Regions from separate parts of the Homo sapiens genome. Here region 2 is linked to region 1. Evidence: chromatin loops called from intact Hi-C (ENCODE). Cell type or tissue: gastrocnemius medialis. All regions are shown on one strand.

Region 1 (2,500 bases):
ATTTTATTTTTTTTAAAACCCATTCTGCCACTTTATGTCTTTGGATTGGAGAGTTTAGTCCATTTAAATCCTGACATTTTGTTATTTTTTTTCTGATCATTTTGTGGTCTTCTCTTTTTTCCTTCCTTCCTTTCTTCCTTTTAGTGAAGGTTATTTTCTCTGGTGGTATGATTTAGTTTTTGGCTTTTGATTGTTTGAATCTCTTACATGTTTTTTGACTTGAGGTTGCCCTGAGGCTTGCAAATACTGTCTTATAACTCATTATTTTAAGCTGATAACAAATTAGCACTCTTTCCATAAACAAACAAGCAAAAACAAAACTAATAAAAACTGTACATTTTAACTTTGTCCCCTCACTTTTTAACTTATTGTTATTTCTATTTGTATTTCATGGTACTTTCCATACCATAGTTGTTATTTTTTATTGAAGTTCATCATGTAGCCTTTTTATTAGAGATAAAAGTATTTTACACACCAGTTACAGTATTATAATATTCTGTGTTTTTCTGTGTACTTACTATTACAACGTGAGTTTTGTACTTTCAGATGATTTGTTATAGCTCATGAATATCCTTTTTTTTTTTTCTGATTGAAGTACTCCCTGTAGCATTTCCTGTTGGAAAGGTTTTGTCTTCTCTGACTGTGTATTTTTCAATAGCCTGTCTTTGAGCTCACTAATTCTTTCCTCTGCTTCATCCATTCTGCCATTAAAGGACTCTGATGTATTCTTCAGTGTGTCAATGCATTTTTCAGCTCCAGAATTTCTGCTTTATTCCTTTAAATTATTTCAATCTCTTCGTTAAATTTTTCCAATATGAATTCTGAATTCCTTCTCTGTGTTATTTTGAATTTCTTTGAGTTTCCTCGGCATCGCTATTTTGAATTCTCTGTCTCAAAGGTCACTTATCTCTGTTTCTCCAGGATTTGTCCCTGGTGCCTTATTTAGTTCATTTGGTGAGGTCATGTTTTCCTGGATGGTCTTGATACTTGTGGATGTGCATCTGTGTCTTGGCATTGAAGAGTTATGTATTCATTGCAGTCAGTGCAATCTGGACTTGTTTTTTCTTTTTTTGAGACGGAGTCTTGCTCTGTCACCCAGGCTGGAGTGCAGTGGCGTGATCCTGGCTCACTGCAAGCTCCGCCTCCCAGGTTCACGCCATTCTGCTGCCTCAGCCTCGCAAGTAGTAGCTGAGACTACAGGTACCCTCCACCACGCCAGGCTAATTTTTTGTATTTTTAGTAGAGACAGGGTTTCAGTGTGTTAGCCAAGATGGTCTCGATCTCCTGACCTTGTGATCTGCCCGCCTGGACCTCCCAAAGTGCTGGGATTACAGGCGTGAGCCACCACACCCTGGCCAATCTGGACTTGTTTGTACTTGTCCTTCTTGGGAAGGCTTTCTAAGTATTTGAAAGCACTTGAGTGTTGTGATTTAAGCTTCATCGGCATTAGGGGGCACCCCAAGCTCAGTAGTGCTATGGTTCTTGCAGACTCATAGATACTACTTTGGTGGTCTTGGACAAGATCCACAAGAATTCTCTGGATTACCAGACCGAAACGCTTGTTCTCTCCCCTTACTTTCTCCCAAACGAATGGAGTTTCTCTCTCTCTCTACTGAGCTGCCTGGAGCTGTGGAGTGATATAAGTACCCCTGTGGCTACCACCACTACGACTGTGCTGGATCAGAGCTGAAGCCAGCACAGTACTGGGTCTCAGCCAAGGCCTGTGAGTGGTTACATCCAATACTGTAACCACTCCCTGGTTATAGTCTAGGTTCGCTCATGGCCCTGGGGCTCTACAATCAGCAGATGGCAAAGCCAGCCAGGCCTGTGTCATTCTTTCCAGGGTGGCAAGTGTCCCCAGGCCCCAGATGGGTCAAGAGGTGCTGTCCAGGAGCCAGGGACTAGAATCAAAGACCTTAGAAGTCCACCTGGTGTTCTAATGTAGTGTGGCTGAGCTGGCACTTAAACCACAAGATGCAGTCCTTTCCTCCCCTTTTCAAAGGCAGAGGAGCCTCATCTCATGGCCACTGCCACCACAGGCCCATGAGTAGTACTGCTAGATTACCACTGATGTTCCCTTACGGCCCAGGGGCTCTTCAGTCAGTTTGTGGTGAATGCTTCCTAGCCTGGGACTCACCCTTCAGGGTAGTGGGCTTTCCTCTGTCCCAGGGCAGGTTCAGAAATGCCATCCAAGAGTCAAGGTTTAGAATCAGGGACCCTAAGAGCCCACTTGGTGCTCTAATGCTATGTCTGTGACGGTGCTGGTACCTAAAGTTTAAAATAAAGTCTCCTTTAGTTTTCCCTCTACTTTTCTCAAGTAGAAGGAGTCTCTTCCTGTAGCCACCAAAGCTGGGAATGTGCTGAGTCTCACCTGAAGCCAACAAGTGTCAAGAGTCTTATCCAAGGGCCGTTGTATACTACCTGTGTATCACTGCTGATTATTCAGGGCCCAAGAGCTCTTCAGTTAGCAGGGGATGAATCCTGCCAGGACTGAGTCCTT
Region 2 (2,500 bases), 100 kb after region 1:
AGTATGTGAGAAAGAAAGGAGTCTAGGATTACTTTGAGGGTTTTGGCCTGAAGAATTGAAAGAAGACAGGAAATGATCAAGGGGCACAGGCTGAGAATTGAGGAAATCAATAATTTGCCTTAGACATATTAAGTGTGAGATGCCTATGAGCCACCCAGTGGAGATGATGAATTGGCTGACAGCTGGCTATACATGTCTATAGTTCAGTGAAGCAAAATGGGGAGAATTTTACATCTCAGTGTTATCAGCACATAGATGACAATGAAAGTCAAGAGTCATCCACGCAGGAGTGACGGTGGAGAGATCAGGGAGAAAGGAGGCCTGAGGTGCTCGACCTGGATAATGAAGGAAAATGAGGAAGTGAAGTGAGACAGCAGAGAGAGAAGGTAGTGAAAATGCACACTCTGAACGTCGAGCAGAGCCAGTGCTTTAACGATGAGGGCAGTGATCATCTGAGTCAGACACTGCTGGCAGGTCAGGTCAAACCAGGTCTAAGCACCAGAGAATACAAGAGCAGGGAGGCAGAATGGGGGAAGGGCTGAAAAACTACCTATTGGGTACTGTGATCACTACCTGGGTGATGGGATCAGTTGTACCCCAAACCTCAGCATCACGCAATATACCCACGTAACAAACCTGTGCATGTACCCACTGATCTAAAATAAAAGTTGAAATGATAAACAAACAAAAAAAAGATCTAAGAATTTACCCTTAGATCTGGCAATGTAGAGGGCACTGGATTATTCAACAAGAGCAGTTTAAGTGCTTACAACTTCTGCGTGGATTCTGAATGCAAGTGTGTCCACCCTTAATGATCGTGCTCTTGGTTCCTTGCCTTTGTAAATGAGCACCTGAAACTCCCTTTGCCCAAATCCCCTTCATCTCTCTTTAGGCTCAAATTTCCTTTATTTTCTGCAACTCAGCTCCCTGCTCTCTCCATCATGGAGCCCTTTCTTAAGGTCTATAGTCAAATTTAACTCCCATAATATTCACCTTGTTTCAGAATTATTCATTGGTGACTGTGTTTAGATATTTGTTGAGTGAGTGAATCCTTGGATTAATAGAAACATACTACGTGAACCCACACAGAATGAGACAAAATGCTATGCAAAATGTGGTGTTATTACTGCCACTACTAAAGGCAGCATAAAGAATCTCTAAATAAGAGCATCCCAAAATAGTAACCTGAAGCGCAAACCAACAGAATGTTGCTTGGTCTGCTAGCTAATAAAGGAGGAGTGCAGCAATTCAGAGTGGTGAGAGAGGACTTGACTTGGCTTAGAGCTCTGGGCCCTGGGCACAGGGCCCAATGCTGCCACTGGGCCATGTGATCTTGGGTGAGGCACTTCAAACTTCTGGGACACAGTTTCTTCACCTTTGAAGTGAACAGGTTCTATCACATCATCCCAAAGATCCTTCTGCCTACCAGGTTCATTCTCATATTAGAAACTAAGTACTGATATTAAGAGTTACTTGTCCTGTGTCCTTTCTCTCTACTTAAACTATAAAATCTCAAAGGATAGGTCTCATACTTGTTTTCATGAAGAAGAGGGTCTTGGTAAATGCAATCTAAATATTTTTTGATTTAGTAGGTCATAAGGATACATACTCTTTGGTCTATGAAATGTGTACTGGTCAGTGATGTCCCTCTAACCGGCCACACCTCTCTTCCCCAGTCATTTAAGCATTCTGTCATTTATTCTGAGTTTCTGCTATATGCAATATTCCCATGAACTTCAAGGTTTATGAGCCAACTGCCACCAATTTGGGGCCTCTTGACCCTGCTGGCCTAGAGTTGAGGAAATCAAGACATAGAGCCTAAAATCAAGCCAAGATATTAGAACAGAACTGTCTTGAATAACCCAGCCCATAAAACTAAGGTACTTGTAGGAAGGAGTAGATGTGTCAGTTTAGAGATTCATGTATGCTAAGCTTAGATTTTGTGGTCAGGAATATCAATCTGCTAGGTCTAAAGTATCCTGAAGGGGACAGAAAGTGAAGAGAGAGTGGCTGGTTAAAAACTGAAAAAGTTGTACAGACAAGTGGTGGTGAGGGCCTGAAATAGGAAAGAAAAAAAATGTGGTCACTGTATTTTGATGATCCCTTTGTTTAAGATGGTTCTTAAGATATCGCATCAAAGTCAACACCAACTCTGCTCCAGGAACCAATGTCAGAGATGTTACCTTCATGCTGGGAACCTGGGGTGCAGGGGTTTGGATAGAGACAGACTGAAGATACACATTCAAGCTCAATGTTTTAAGTGCTGGCCTGGAGGTATAAAAAAGGTGCTAATGGGGTGATGGGCTGCACAGAGGAGTCAATAGATTTCCTCCCTTCACCTCTGCAGATCCACTCTCCACCCTTCTCTGTGTGGTTCTCTGACCAGCCCTCTAGGAGGCCAACCTGCATGGACCACACCAGTGGGTCCCCTTGTTCTTGGCTTCTTGCTGCATATCAGAGGAGCAGGGAGAGGGAGGGCAGAGTAGTCATTCCCTTCACT

The links. A loop is a pair of places that touch in the nucleus more often than their neighbours do. Peaks named below come from ENCODE experiments on the same cell type or tissue, not always from the same donor. Only the 100,000 strongest peaks of a DNase experiment are listed, where the experiment ranks them.
Region 2: it touches region 1 in a loop (2.2-fold over the local background); 1 of 110 quality-filtered maps calls a loop at or near these places.

What each region holds. Positions count from the first base shown.
Region 1 is chr4:75,117,163-75,119,662 of GRCh38, reverse strand. No RefSeq gene overlaps it. Among named protein-coding and RNA genes, the nearest start is that of LINC02562, 34 kb to the right of the region's middle. RefSeq lists a silencer at 1,350-1,644. In gastrocnemius medialis, a CTCF peak has its summit at 1,455 (motif pointing right); a DNase peak (open chromatin) is centred at 1,456.
Region 2 is chr4:75,014,585-75,017,084 of GRCh38, reverse strand. All of the region lies in intron 2 of PARM1 (prostate androgen-regulated mucin-like protein 1), which reads right to left. Among named protein-coding and RNA genes, the nearest start is that of PARM1-AS1, 45 kb to the right of the region's middle. In gastrocnemius medialis, no CTCF peak of the experiment used is centred here; a DNase peak (open chromatin) is centred at 1,304; H3K27ac peaks cover 1,485 bases.